Regions from separate parts of the Mus musculus genome. Here regions 2 and 3 are each linked to region 1. Evidence: chromatin loops called from intact Hi-C (ENCODE). Cell type or tissue: heart. All regions are shown on one strand.

Region 1 (5,000 bases):
ACCTTTCTCCCCCAGGTTTCTTTGGTCATGATGTTTCATCATAGCAATAATAACCATAACCAAGACATATACTATGACCAAGGCAACTTATAAAAGAAAGCATTTAATGTGGGATCATGGTTACAAAAAGTGAATCCATGACCATCGTGGCAAGAAGAAAGGCAGGAGGCAGGTAGCATGGTGCTGGAGCCTTAGTTGCGATCTTACATGTTGAGACAACAACAAGGAGGCAGGGGAGAGAAGAGAGGGGAGAAAGGAGAGGGGAGAGGGGAGAGGGGAGAGGGGAGAGGGGAGAGGGGAGGGGGGTTGAGGGAGAGAGCAGGAGAGCAAAGGCCTGGACCGATTTAGGTTTTTGTAACTTGATAGCCCATCCCCAGAAACACACCTTCTCTAAGACCATACTTCCTAATCCTTCACAGACGGTTCCACCAATTGAGGACTAAGCATTCGAACAAACCTATAGGGGTCATTCTCCTCCAAACCACACCTACTTTACTTGGTCAGTATTCTCTCCTTGAAAGTGAGAGCCACCTCTGTAATTAGGAACGCAGACTATCTTATTCCCATCCTTCAACCCCCAACCTTCAGCCTCCACCCCTTCTAAAATTCCTCCTTTGGTCTTTCTTTTGTAAGATGTGTGAACACCCTAGCAGCAAGGTCATTCCAGACGTACTTCTAGGGACCAAGAAGAACTGATCGCTTATGGCTGCTGGGCACGTAAACCACAAGAATTTTCTGGGGGTCTTTGTCCTTGTCTCTAAGGCTTACTGGTGGCTGTTGGGTGTTGTTGACAATTCTTTGTTCAAAGCAGAACTCCACCCCAAGGTCTCACTTCAGACTCAGTCCTTGACTCTACCTATAGCCTCTCTGTGGGTATAAACAATCCCATGTTTCCCAAACAGGCAATTCAAGGCTTTCACATGATTGGCTAGTGGGTAGCAATGATGCAGTCACAGCTACAGGCTTTATGGGAGCTTCCAAATGAAGTGATAATTATCAGCTACAGAATCTCAAGGTTGGTTCCTGGAGAAAGCAGTTGGGTCTCCCCTCATCCCTGCGAAATAGCTGTGGAGCCAGATGCTCACATAACAGAGCATATACATGAGATTCAGACGACCATGTGCAAAGCCTAGGGAGACTGTGCAGCAGGGTGAAAGCTGATCTTTTAGGCAATAACTACAAAGCAGGAGAGTAAGAAATAGGAGTTTTTCCTGTGGATTCACACTGCTTTGGTGTCTACACCAGCTTTGTGGCCCTTCATGTGCTCAGATGGTGATGGAATGATTTTAATATTCTCATCTCTTCAACTTTTAAATGCCTCCTCAGGTTTTATTAAGGGCACCATGTAGGAACACATATTAATTTGGTGCTTGCCCTAGCAACCAGATGCAGGTCAGGTTCAAGGGGATATGTTTAGCTACAGAGGAAAGCAAACAGCTCTTTCTAAGATCATCATCTTAGCTTGATGGGTGATAATTCCATGTTAGCATTTAAAATCATTTCCTTTAGTTTTAAATGTTTGGTCCACTCCTCCCACTTTAAGAGGTCAAGAATGAAATGGAAAATAGAATGTATTTGCTCTTTTAAGTGTTTTATTATTTTTTAAAGCTTTTTATTGGTTCCTTGTGAGTTTCACATCACGCATCCCAATCCCAGTCATCTCCCCCTCCCCTTGTGTCCACTCTCCACCCTTGCAGAAAAAAAAAATCTTGTGGAAGCTACAGTGTGTTATAGTGTGTCCCACATCACACCCTTTTTGTCCACATTTCTTTGTTTCCAAATGTTCATTGAATGACTTGTTGGTCTGGTTCAAGGCCTCTGGCTTCTGCCACTCTACTGATACTAGAAGCTCGCTGGGACTCCTCTCAGATAGTCTGCTGTTGTCCTGTGTCATGGAGATACAGGAGTTTAGGCCCCTTCATGAACTCCAGCAGTTCATCAAGGGGTAGATGTTGGGGTGGACCAATTCAAAGTCTTAGATTTGGGCCTGAGAGGTATCTGAGCTGGTCAGCTCACTGCCTCTCTCACTCTCACAACCTTGAGGCCATCTCTGCCACCAGGGTCAGCTCTACTCTGCTGTCCAGGTGAGGTGCAGGGCCTGCTCTTCTGAGTGTTGCAGCTGTGAGGGACATGGACAGTTCTTCCACTCTCATGACCGTGGGGCCAGCTCTCCTGCCTGCCATAGATGGCAAGGGACAAGGAAGGGAAGGGGAGAGGAGGGAGCTTGCTCTCCCAAGTGACTCAGCAGGTGATGGGAAGGGCCCGTTCTGCTCTCATGACCTGGTCAGGGTCAACTTTCCCACCTGCTGCCAGTTGTGAGGGCAAAATGGAGGGTGGGGATCTCTCTCTTGCCAATGTCATGACACAGCAGACAAGAGGCAGGGCCTGCTCTCCTGAAACCTCCACAACCAGGGCCAGCTTTACTGTGCTGCAGCAAATGAGGGCAGGGCTCTGATCTCTCCTGCTCTGGTGACCTCAGGGCCAGCTCCTAGCCTGCTGTAGGTGGCAAGGGGGAAAGGGGGACATCTCTCCCTCTCCCATGTCACCACATAGCAGACAAGAGGCTGGGCCAACTCTTCCACATTCATACTCTCCGGGGGATTGGCTCACCCACAATGTCAGATCTGCTCTCCTAAGTACTGCAGCTGGATAGGGGCGGAGTTTTCTCTCCTGCTAACATCTCCCCAGGGCCAGCTCTCCCACAATGTCCAGGCGAGGGTACGCCAGTTCTGCACAGCCCTCAGACATCAACATGTACCAGGAGAGTAGCCCTCGGGGGGCATCCACGTGGCCTTTTTGTAGTAACAGATCCCTACTTCTGCAGGGCCACAGACTCAGACGTGGCCCCTGGTGGCAGCAAAAGACAGGACCCCATCATGGACCTAGGAGGCATCCCTGGCTACTCACATCAGGCTTTCTTCACGACTCTTTGAGTCTCTAGTTCTGCCTCTTTTCATTGTGTCCCCCCACCCAACCCCCTACCTCTCTTCACCCCCACCCCACATTCTTCTGTCTCTCCAGCAGGCAGCTTCCTGGCAGAGACCGAGTATTCCTTCATGGCCATCTAGTGCCCTCTACTGGGGAAGCTTCGCATTGCATCCTCTGAAAAGGAAGCTCATTGCTGAACCAAAATCTATGTCCAGTATGGCCAGAAGAAAAAAGATTGTTAGTCTATCTCCAAGTGCTTGTTGTGCTTGGCGGTCAGTGAGTATGCATAATCAGAGCTGAATGCCCACAGTTCCCTCCTCCGTGTCCCTGTGCTTTCCAGGAAGGAACACTAACCAGTCACTCTTCCTCCTCTGTCACCTGTTTTCCACCTTGTGTGAGAACCCCAGTCTTGAAGCCAATGAGTCGGTCCTTTGGTTCCACCCTTGGATGTCCCCAAGTGCCTGTCCCCAAGAAAAGCCTGTGATTGCAAAGTCTCTCTTCTCTTCCCTCCCTACACTCCCATGGAATCTCTTTTAATAAGTGTTCACTTCTCAAGCAGCTGCTACAGAGAAGGCTGAAGCCAATGTCCTGCTCAGTATTAACCAGTGGGAGGTGGTACAAGGTGCCACTTAAGGAAGGAGTGCTTATAAAAGGGAATCTCGTGGTGTTAACTGTGACATCAACTGCTAGAAGCTGGAAGAGGGGATCTGTGAGGAAGAATGGGTGACTTCTAGTCCACTGGTGGCTAGGTTAGTTGAAAGCAAACAGCAGTTGCTTTCCTACACCCCCCCCCCCGTGTGTGTGTGTGTGTGTGTGTGTGTGTGTGTGTGTGTGTGTAGAGAGAGAGAGAGAGAGAGATTCACAGAGCACTTACATGTTGATGGCACAAAAACCAAATCTGATTCATGCAGCAGACAATTATTCAGCTATAAAAAGACCGTCCCAGTACATACTCCAACATTGCATGCATGAAAAACAGTGCATGTTACCACTTACACATAGACCATAGGTTAGAGGGTTAACAGACAGAAGGTAGAATGGTAGTGGTGACTGAATGAAAAGCGAGGCCTTGGCTGCTCCACAGTGTGGTTGGGGAGAAGATTTACTGTAGACATGAGAGAGAACATAGCCAGAGGCATCTGGAAAGGTCCTGGCTGAACAGGGCCAGTAGACTGAACCAGGCCATGGGAGAAGGGGATGGGAGAGCAAGAGAGGAAATGAGAAAGAGGAGAGGAGAGGGGAGGGAAGGGGAGGGGAGGGGAGGGGAGGGGAGGTGGGCAGGAGGGATCTCAGGACTGAGAGCATGAGAGAGACCAAAAGGCTGCATAGCCAAAATGGCTGAAGTTGTATAGGAATCAGAGACACTGCAGGGAGGAATGAAGCTCAGGAGCTGGAGGAGACAGGCTCAAGGCAAGGTGAGAAGTGCCTAGAGGAGCCAGGACTCTGCAACAAGGACTGGTGGTGCCAGGAGAGACTAGTCACCAGCCTCCACTTTGATATGTTAAATAGGTGCAGCTCAGCCTCTGTCCCTGTTTCTTTGAGACCTCACAAAGATGGTGTCCCCTGAGGCAAGCAGTCAATGTCTGGTAGAGACAGAGTGTCTGCTGGAGAAAATGGAAAATTCTAAGGTGGATGCTGGAGGTAGTTTATACAGTGTCAATGTGACACTAACTTCAGCCTAAAAGTTGTCAGGACATATAATTTAATGTTCTTGGAATAAAATCAACCTGGGAAGGTCATGTGCTGAGGTTACAATTTGTATGTGAGCTTCCTTAGTGCCTCTGCCTGCGGGACAGTTGGACAGGGTCTGAGGAACCGCCTGCGGAGAGAATGAGGGGTGAGGAACACAAGGACGGACAGCAAGTCTGATTGATCAAGCTGTCAAATTTTTATTTTTCCCAGGCAGGTTTTATGCCCACAGAAGCAGGGTATGGGGAGGGAGATGACGCAGAATCGCTCTTTGTTTCTGGGAGAACTCACCTGTTCCCAAAAGCAGGATATTGGCTAGGTAAAAAGTTCAGCAGGAGGAACAGAACAGAATGGGTTGCTAGGTACCTGTGCATAAGATCTAT
Region 2 (5,000 bases), 460 kb before region 1:
CAATGTCTTTGGCCTCCAAAGGCACCTGCCTTCTCAGGCACTCCCCAAGAATGCATAATTAAATATATATTATATATAATAAATATAAATAATATATGGGAAATTTATATATATACATATAGTATGTCTGTGTGTGTATATGTGTGTGTCTGTGTGTGTATATATGTGTGTGTGTCTGTGTGTGTGTCTGTGTGTATATGTGTGTGTCTGTGTGTGTGTCTGTATGTGTGTCTATATGTGTGTGTGTCTGTGTGTATACGTGTGTGTGTATGTGTGTGTGTAAAACCTCAAACAGTGGAGTCAGGAGGATCCTCCAGAAGCTTGAAGGCTGGAGCACATAGTACAGCAGCAGAAACAACAAAGATCCTGCCTCAAAAACATGGTGGAAGGAGACAACCAACTCACTAAAGTTTCCCCTGACTTCCACATGCTGTGGCATGAAAAACACCTTACTTACATACACATCAAACATAGGTATAAACATACACATACTCTAATAAAAAATTAATTGGAAAGATCATAAATGAGACAAAAGCTGTGCCAGCAGATGTGTAATTGTATTTTTGAGGAAAGCTGGGGGATTAATGAGACAGGACTTTTTTAGACGTAAAGATCTCCTATTTCTTGGGTCTCCACATAAGGGCAAGCCTATGGATGTGGTGAGGACTCAGCATCAAAGTAGGCATCTGGGCCATCTTTCTAAGCTACACACTGAAGGGAAGCCTATCGAACAACCAACAAAGCACTGTGGAGAAGGCAAGCTGGGTGCTGAGGCTGTGAGAGCTGTATTCCCCTAGAGACATGTCCCACCCAACCCTACCCCTCTGTGAGTGATCCCTTTTGCAAATAGGGTTTTTGCAGCCGTAGTTAGCCAGGATCCTGTGTGGCTTGACCCACTTTCTGGACAACAATACTACCATAGACTGGGAATAGCAGCAGGAGTTAATCTGGCAAGAGGCTCAGTGGGTGAAAGCATGCGCCTCATAAACCAGATAGCTTGAGTTACAGTTAGACATTGACTCCTGAAAACTGTCGTCTAACTTCCACACAGGTGCTCTGGCATGCATGTACACCACAAACACACACACACACACACACACACACACACAGAGAGAGAGAGAGAGAGAGAGAGAGAGAGAGAGGCAGAGAGGCAGAGAGAGAGAGAGGCAGAGAGAGAGAGAGAGATCAAAATTAAAACAAAAACAAATAAACAAAAATAACAGTTTATTGGAATCATAGTCCAGAATAGAAGCGCTACTTCTGCTAAGGGCCTCTGGGTGATCCATAGCACCCAGCATCACAGGATGGGGTGAGATCCTGGTATAAAGAATTCACTCAACTGTAATGACATTCATCTGTACCCAAGGGCAGAGCTCTCCTGACCTGATCTCCTTAACACCACTGCCAAGCCAAAAAGAAAGTTTCTACACAAGTTTGGAAGGGACATTGACACCATTACTGTGACATACTAGATTTATGTAGGCCTTTCAGGGGCTAAATCCTTATGAGAAAAGGGTTTCTTGGACACAGATGGGCACATGGGAGAAGCTAGGTGCTGGAGGAGACAGACTGGAGAGATGCAAGTATAAGATATTTTTAGGGAGTTGAGAGCCAATAAGAAATACCCAGGATCCAAGCAAGCAAGACCAAGATGCCTGGATTTCAACCAAAGATTACCGCATATATGAGAGAGAGACTAGATGAGACCCAAAACAAGGAGGAAAACTAATGGACCCAAACCAACCCAGAAGTTACAGAGACGTTAGCACTAATAAAAAAGTGGAAAATTTCAGTTATAAGTGTACATCATTTGTTCAATAAGCCAAATAGAGTTCCAGAGTTATAACTGAGGCACAGAAGAGAGATCTAGACGTAGTGGCCAGGCCATCAACATCTGTGTCCGCAGGAACCCAGGGGCTTTTGTGACTGAGGAGTCTGGTTGGAATTTTTAGTAGGTTCATTAGGTGTAGAGGGCCAAGCAGCCAGGTTGCAGTTCCCAGAACAGCCCACAGGTGGCAGGTGGGGACGGCCTGGAGACTTTGGCAGAGCTGAATGGGGCGTGTGTGAGAAACAGAACCCTGAGAGCATTCTTTTCCAAACAGAGGGCTTAAGGAGAAAAGTCTTGGCTGCCGGTGTGTGATCTGAGAACTGATAGAAAGGACCCCGCTGGCAGAGCTGCAGTGCTCAGGACTCAGCAGGGTGACTCACGCTGGGGCAGGCAGGGACCGCCTCCCTGGAACAGCAGGAGGTTGGTGGGGGGAGGAACAGTGCACCTACATTTGCTCCTGCGAGGCGACTGCCACCTTGCTCACAGGTTCTGATGACGCTGACCACCGTGGTCGACTTCGGGAAGACTGCCTACAGCTTACTTTTTGGAAGCTTTCTGGCAGATGGTCTAGAGGGACTGAGGCTGATAGTCTGCATTGTGCACAGGATGTACTCTAGTCGTAGACGCAGCCACAGGTTTCTCCCTGGGGCTTAGAAATGGATTCCAATTTAAAGGAAACACAACTACAAAGCAGGCTGCAAAGGAGTTAACTATTCTGGGGAAGTAGTGGCTCCCTATAAAAGGAGCATTCAGGAGATGGAGGCAAGGTCCGAAGTTCAAGGTCATCCTTGGTACAGAGTGTGTTGGAAGCCAGCCTGGGCTACACAAAAAACCAGCCTCCAACCCCAGATACAAGTGAGTCTGGTAAGTCTAGGAAATAAAGAGTTCTGGTTCTGAAGACTGTGGTTCAAGCAAAACAAAACTGTCAAGATCCCATGTTTACTGAGGACTCTCTAGAAAAACAGGACCAATAGGAGATGCGTCTATGTAACATGTATATAATCACACATGTTCCTGCCTTACTATGAGACTATATTCCATTGAAATCACAGGAAGTTGAAAAATATCAACATGTGTGAGTGTATTGAGTATACCTTTCCAACTCTCCCAGTTTGGCCTTGTCAACCTTAAACATGCTCTAAACACTGAAATCAGCCTACAGCTAGGAAGATCTATCTAAGTCAAAGCCTGTTGGACAGCAAGTTACCTATTGAACAGTGCCTCTGTACCCAGGGACAAACAAGTGCATTGCTGTGTGCTTGGTTCTGTTCTGTGGCCTTAGCAGGTCCCCATCCCATTCCCTAGAACCAGTTTAAGTCACACAGAAAAGGCCTGCTGTTGGGAGCCGCGCCCACATTCGCCGTTACAAGATGGCGCTGACAGCTGTGTTCTAAGTGGTAAACAAATAATCTGCGCATGTGCCAAGGGTATCTTATGACTACTTGTGCTCTGCCTTCCCCGTGACGTCAACTCGGCCGATGGGCTGCAGCCAATCAAGGAGTGACACGTCCGAGGCGAAGGAGAATTCTCCTAAAAAAGGGACGGGGTTTTCGTTTTCTCTCGCTCTTGCTTCTCTCTCTCTTGCTTCTTGCTCTCTTGCTTCTTGCACTCTGTTCCTGAAGATGTAAGAATAAAGCTTTGCCGCAGAAGATTCTGGTCTGTGGTGTTCTTCCTGGCCGGTCGTGAGAACGCGTCTAATAACAATTGGTGCCGAAAGACCGGGAAGAAAAACCCGGGAGGGAGTTAACCATCACCGGCGCAGGAGGGATACTTCATTTCAGAACCAGAACTGCGGATCACGTTTATAAAGGTTCCCGTAACACAGACTGTTGAGAAGGATTCAACTGCCGAATTCAGAACTCATCAGCTGGGGAACGACGGTGATAAAGGTTCCCGTAAAGCAGACTGTTAAGAAGGATTCAACTGTATGAATTCAGAACTTTTCAGCTGGGGAACGAGAGTACCAGTGAGTACAGCTTTACGAGGTAAGCCTGGCCTTGAACTTTCTAACGAAATTCAAGACAGTCTATCAGAAGTAAAGTGGAATATGTTTGGCCTTGAATTTTTTCTGGTGTTAGGAGCCCTTTTGTTCCTTTTCACATGTTATCAAGTGATTAAGATAGGGCTGAAAATTCTAGAGGAAATTCAGGGTAATCTATCAGAAGTAAAGCGGGGAGAGAAAGTAGGAGCAAAAAGAAAATGTAGTACACAAACTAAGTATACAGGCCTTTCCAAGGGTCTTGAACCCGAGGAAAAGTTAAGGTTAGGTAGGAATACCTGGAGAGAGATTAGAAGAAAAAGAGGAAAAAGGGAAAAGAAGAAAGATCAATTAGCGGAGGTCTATAGGAAAAGGAGCCTGTGCTCATCGCTGGATGAGCTCAGGAAGCCAGCTCTTAGTAGTTCTGAAGCAGATGAAGAATTCTCCTCTGAGGAAACAGACTGGGAGGAAGAAGCAGCCCATTACCAGCCAGCTAATTGGTCAAGAAAAAAGCCAAAAGCGGCTGGCGAAGGCCAGTTTGCTAATTGGCCTCAGGGCAATCGGCTACCAGGTGCACTCCCGCCCTATGCGGAGTCCCCGCCCTGCGTAGTGCGTCAGCCCGTAGTGCGTCAGCAATGCGCAGAGAGGCAGTGCGCAGAGAGGCAATGCGCAGACTCATTCATTCCCCGAGAGGAACAAAGGAAAATAGAACAGGCATTTCCAGTCTTTGAAGGAGCCGAGGGTGGGCGTGTCCACGCTCCGGTAGAATATGTGCAGATTAAAGAACTTGCCGAGTCGGTCCGTAAATATGGAACCAATGCTAATTTTACCTTGGTGCAGTTAGACAGGCTCGCCGGCATGGCACTAACTCCTGCTGACTGGCAAACGGTTGTAAAAGCCGCTCTCCCTAGTATGGGCAAATATATGGAATGGAAAGCGCTTTGGCACGAAGCTGCACAAGCGCAGGCCCGAGCAAACGCAGCTGCTTTGACTCCAGAGCAGAGAGATTGGACTTTTGACTTGTTAACGGGTCAGGGAGCTTATTCTGCTGATCAGACAAACTACCATTGGGGAGCTTATGCCCAGATTTCTTCCACGGCTATTAGGGCCTGGAAGGCGCTCTCTCGAGCAGGTGAAACCACTGGTCAGTTAACAAAGATAATCCAGGGACCTCAGGAATCCTTCTCAGATTTT
Region 3 (5,000 bases), 280 kb before region 1:
ACACCAGCTTTCTAGCAGAGTTGCTGCTTTATGAGATGAGCACCTGTCTGTGTGTTTCATGTATCGTTCAAGGTTGATACAAAAGTGAATCCTGTGGGCCACCCATACTTCATCAGCAGTCATGTGATAGACCTTAGGCCTCAGGAATCTGTTTGTCCCACTTGGACATTCCTGGCTTTCCTGCTGTCCCTCTCTACATCTGAGTGGCTCTTCTGTTCTTTGCTCTGATCCACCTCTAGTCACTTGCTTTCTTTCCTGTCTGCATGAACTATTTCATCTTAGCCCAGCTGAGGTGCAGAAGACCTGGCCTTTCCTTGCCATGCTGGCTGGAAGAAAGTCAGGGCAAGGAACTGTTAGTTATCAGAAGCCAAAGAGCCCCATGTAAGGCTGCACCTCCAAAAAGACTGTCCTGCCTTCAGTGGTCAGCCCAGAAGGCAGAAGCATCCCGGTGTACCCTACTGAATACTTTTGCACTCCCAGGGAGTAATCAGGAAGTGACAGATGGGGGGTGGGACATCTTAGTTTTCTGTCAATTGCCTATAAATAGGGAGGATAAACACTGAGGTGCGATTTTCCATTATAAACCTGCATTGTAAAATCTCTGGCTGTGCTTTGATAAAATCACTATCTGATAGTTATCCATTCAGACTACAGTCTTGGGCTTCCCACCATTAGCCTACCAGAAGTACAGAATGACCCCCTTGTCCCAAGAACCGGAAAGTATTTTAGTAATTTTATTTTACTATTTTTCACTCACTTTGACAATGTTTTTAAAATCACAGTACTGGGTTAACTGTAGTAAAGAGCATTAGCTGTTCTCACAGAGCATCTGAATTCCTCTACAACTCCAACGGGAGGGAATCCAATGTTATCTTCTGGCCTCTGAGGTGTACACACACACACACACACACACACACACACACAGAGCGAGAGAGGGAGAGAGAGAGAGAGAGAGAGAGAGAGGAAAAAGAAAAAAAGAACATGTTATTGCTATTAAGGCATCAAAAACTACATCTTTGTCAGAATGACATTAAGCTCTGAACCTGTGTCCTACATTATGTTGGTAGCACAACTTTAAATGTTGGGAGTATAAGGACATTCTGCTTTGGATCCATCTGTTTGCTTTAACAACTGTCATGGAACTTACCCATTTGAGTGGCAGTGAATGCACCTGCAAGAGCCTTTGAAGATCAAAGTCAACAGTCCTGTGATGCAGAGATGCCATAGGGCTGAGTCAACAGGCTCTGTTGGGAAGGATAGATATAAATGAACAATGGTGCAGGACTGAACCTTGCAAGTCTATGCTGTGCAGACTGTAGCTGGTGACAAATGCCTGTTCAGAGGTGAAATGGGGGTTTCTTGCTGCACACATGGTCCTGAGTGAACCAGCCAGACTGTGACTCTGCACATGCCCCAACAAGAGGTGAAGGACACCTGATTTAATCTCCCTTACTCACCAGCCAAGTTACTGATTCAGTGTTTGTTTTTTTCCCGCTGAGCTAGGTTCCTGAACATGCTAGGCAAATGTTTACCACTGAGCCACATGGGCAGTTTTAAGCGAGTCATTTTATCTCAGGTACAATGGCATGCAGATAAGTTGCCCAAAGAGGAAAATGTACTTGGTAGTTCATCAGGTGAGCCATAAGGAATTTCTCTTGTGGGTTTCTTGGTGGCTCCACCCTGGTGCCTGAAGGCACCGTCACCCCTCACTGCATTTTGATAAAATCACTGCCTTGTGAGGTTTTCAGACCCAGGCCTCCCCTATGAGGCTGCTGAGAGTTCAGGTTGCCTGCTTTAGCATAGGAGCACAATCCCTGTTGATGGGGATGAGGACCAATCCCCAGGCATTTTTTTTTTATACCATTAGCAGGACGTAGGAACCAGGTGAAAGCAAGTCTTTCAGTCCTAAGCAGGTCAGCTTGGGTCACTTGGCTCCAGAGCCCAACCCCAGCCTGCCTTTCCAACTTCTGGAAGCACAGTGACACTGCAGCTGGGGTCTCCAGACCTGAAGGCTCTTTCTAGCCTGGGAGTGTCCATTTTAATGATATTTCCTATGCTCTGTATTCTATCTCTCAGCCTTTCTTCCAAGAAAAGATCCAGGGACCCCACCCCTTACCCCCTGCTAGAACTTCATCTGGAGAGGGAGTTGCTGGGAATGACCAGCCCCTCACTGTGAAGATGCCAAATTTTAGACTCCCCAGGGCCCCTTCTCTGAAATCAGGCCTTTTCTTTAAACCTTGATACTTTTGGCTGAAACCACTGTCCAGCAGTGCTACCCCTGTTTGCTATGGATAGAAGAAATCAGTTAGGTATTGGAAATCATTCTCTAAATTATTTTATTCTTAGCTGAAATTTTTTATTCTTTCTTTATGAGTGCTTGCACATACATAATGTGCACCAAGTGCATGTAGTACCCACAGGGGCCAGCAGAGGGCACTGGATCCCTTGGAACTGGAGCCAAGGTTAGTTGTGAGTCACCGAGTATGTGACTTGTGCAAGGGCAACTTAACTACTGAGCCATATCTCTGAACAAAGAGTTCCTTCTTTGTTTTTTGTTTGTTTGCTCATTGCTATATCTCTGAACAAAGAGTTCCTTCTTTGTTTTTTGCTTGTTTGCTCATTTTAAACATTTATTTATTTGTGTACCACAGAGTGTGTAGAGGTTAGAGTAGTCTGTTGGATTCAGCCCTGTCCTTCTACCATGTAGGTTCTGGGGACAACTTAGGTCATCAGGCTTGGCAGTAAGTGCCTTTATCTGCCAAACCATTGTAAACCCCACTGTGGCAGGCTGAGTGATTCAATTTATACACTTTAGTTTAATTCCACTTAATTGTAATTACTGAAAGAAAGTGTCAATAGCAGTAAATGGCTAGTGGCTGTCAAATACCACAGGGTTCTTTCAGCAGCCATGGGATGTAGAGAGAATCTCTGAAGCATCACCGGTCAATAAAAAACTGACGGCCAATGAGCTGTAGCAGGAACTAGAAGGTGGGACATCTGGTAGGGAGAGAGAGAGAGAGGAATTATGGGAACTAGTCAGATGGGGGAGATTTGCCTCTAATTCTGGAGGAGACAGCTGTATAAACCTGAGGAGAGGTAACTTACCATGTGGAAGACATAGAATAGAATCAATAGGGTAATTGAGTTATAGCTAGTTGGGGAGCAAGATGAAGCTTATGGCCTAAGCATTTATTCATAAATAATTTGTCTTGGAGTGGTTATTTCTGGGAACAAAGTGGCCAGGAGGAAAAGCCCAAAGTTACTAGGGGAAGGATAGGTGCTCTACCTGAAGCCCCTGGCACCCCCATGATGTGTTGGGGGACAGTATTATATGATTTGTACTTGCAGTTGCTGACACCAGGCAGCTCTCCTTTTCGATCTGGGTGTTTGTTTGTTTGTTTTTTGTGAGCATTGGCCCATTTTCAAACCCTCCCTAAGGTGATGTTTTAAGAGCTTAGTGTTCTTGGATTTCATTTCAAATTGGAGCTTCAGCTTCCATTTCCCCCAAGCACATATTTTCATGCTGCAGAAGCCTTGAGACTCCCAAGTGGCGCCCTTAACGTTCAAGCTAACATTTGCATGTGTGTGGCAATACTGTTGCATAGGGTGGTTGTGTAGCTCAGTGGTAGAACACTTGCCTAGCATGAGTGAGACACTGGGTTTGATCCTTAGCAGCACGAAAGCAAATGAATTAAATAGGTGCCTTTTCTTCCCTAATGTGGCAAATAAATGGACCCACACACAGTCAGTCAGTCGCTAAACTAGGACTTCTGGCTGCATGACAATGTGAATGAGTGCTCATAAAATCATTCGGCTTCTCAGGCTCAGTGTGGTGTTCCATGAGGAGCATGCAGAATCCAGCACCTTATTGTAAATAGGTGTCTAACTGGGTGTTTTCCCCAGCCTTAGGTAATGCAAGAGTTCTGAGCAAGTTTAAAGGTGCCCAGGTTAAGCTGGCCTTGTTGCTATGTGTAGCAAGTGAACTTTGGACTTGGACTTCTGAGATTTTCCCCTTTTGCTTCTCCTCCTCCTCTTTGTTGTATTCCAGGCTGGCCTTAAACTCTTGCCCGTGTCCTCACCTCCTGAGTACTGGGGTTAGAGGCAGGCATATGCAATCATGCCCAGCCTGACATGTGGTATTTTCAAGTCAAAATGACTCTAAGCATGGCAGAAGGACCATCTTCCTACAGCACTGACCTGAGCACCCCTCTCTTCCGCAGAGTCTAAGAAATCGCTGTGTTTAGCCCTCGCCCTGGGCACTGTCCTCACGGGAGCTGCTGTGGCTGCTGTCTTGCTTTGGAGGTTCTGTAAGTTTGGGGCTGGACTGTGTGCATGGCCGTGACTGTGACCTTCTCCCCAGGCTGGAGGAGCCACCTGATGCCTCCCAGATTGGTTTCCATTGAGGGCAAGGCTGCCTTTTCCTCCCTTTTCTCCATGCACCTATTGCTGTATAAACAGTGTATGTATTCTTGCTTCCACAAATCTGTAGCTTGTGGGAGTCTTAAACTAGTTCTCTCATTCAAGTAGCAACAAGGTTGTACCCTGCTGTTCATTTCCTCCAACAAGGTCACACCTATTCCAACAAGGCCACACCTCCTAATAGTGCCATTTTCCAAGAGCCAAACTTATTCAAAGCGCTACATGTAGCAATGGCATGTCCTTTCCTTGTGAGGAGGTGGTTTTTCCTGTTCACTGGACTTGAGGGTGAATGACAAGACTCCTAAGGGCTCTGCAGTTCCTTGGATGCTCAGCCTGATGAGTTTTCCTCCCTTTCTCCCAATACAATGCCAGGGGACAGCAACTGTTCTACGTCTGAGATGGAGTGTGGGTCTTCAGGCACATGCATCAGCTCTTCTCTCTGGTGTGACGGGGTAGCACATTGTCCCAACGGAGAAGATGAGAACCGTTGTGGTGAGTTATCCCTGGCCCTGGAAGCACTGATCTCTTAACATCTGCCACAAAGTGGCAGTTGGAGACAGCCAGGCACGGTGCTGAGCCCA

The links. Peaks named below come from ENCODE experiments on the same cell type or tissue, not always from the same donor. Only the 100,000 strongest peaks of a DNase experiment are listed, where the experiment ranks them.
Region 2: a loop joins it to region 1, with 5 times the contacts of the local background. A loop is called at or near these places in 13 of 42 quality-filtered maps.
Region 3: it touches region 1 in a loop (7-fold over the local background); 15 of 42 quality-filtered maps call a loop at or near these places.

What each region holds. Positions count from the first base shown.
Region 1 is chr16:97,311,126-97,316,125 of GRCm38, reverse strand. No RefSeq gene overlaps it. Among named protein-coding and RNA genes, the nearest start is that of Bace2, 43 kb to the left of the region's middle. In heart, CTCF peaks have their summits at 2,879 and 3,090 (motif pointing left); no DNase peak of the experiment used is centred here; H3K27ac peaks cover 723 bases.
Region 2 is chr16:97,775,920-97,780,919 of GRCm38, reverse strand. No RefSeq gene overlaps it. Among named protein-coding and RNA genes, the nearest start is that of Ripk4, 15 kb to the right of the region's middle. In heart, a CTCF peak has its summit at 1,992; a DNase peak (open chromatin) is centred at 2,169; H3K4me3 peaks cover 371 bases.
Region 3 is chr16:97,590,731-97,595,730 of GRCm38, reverse strand. Tmprss2 (transmembrane protease, serine 2) reads left to right here. Exons shown (of 14, transcript NM_015775.2): 4 at 4,221-4,307; 5 at 4,792-4,911. Among named protein-coding and RNA genes, the nearest start is that of Tmprss2, 18 kb to the left of the region's middle. In heart, a CTCF peak has its summit at 2,423 (motif pointing right); no DNase peak of the experiment used is centred here.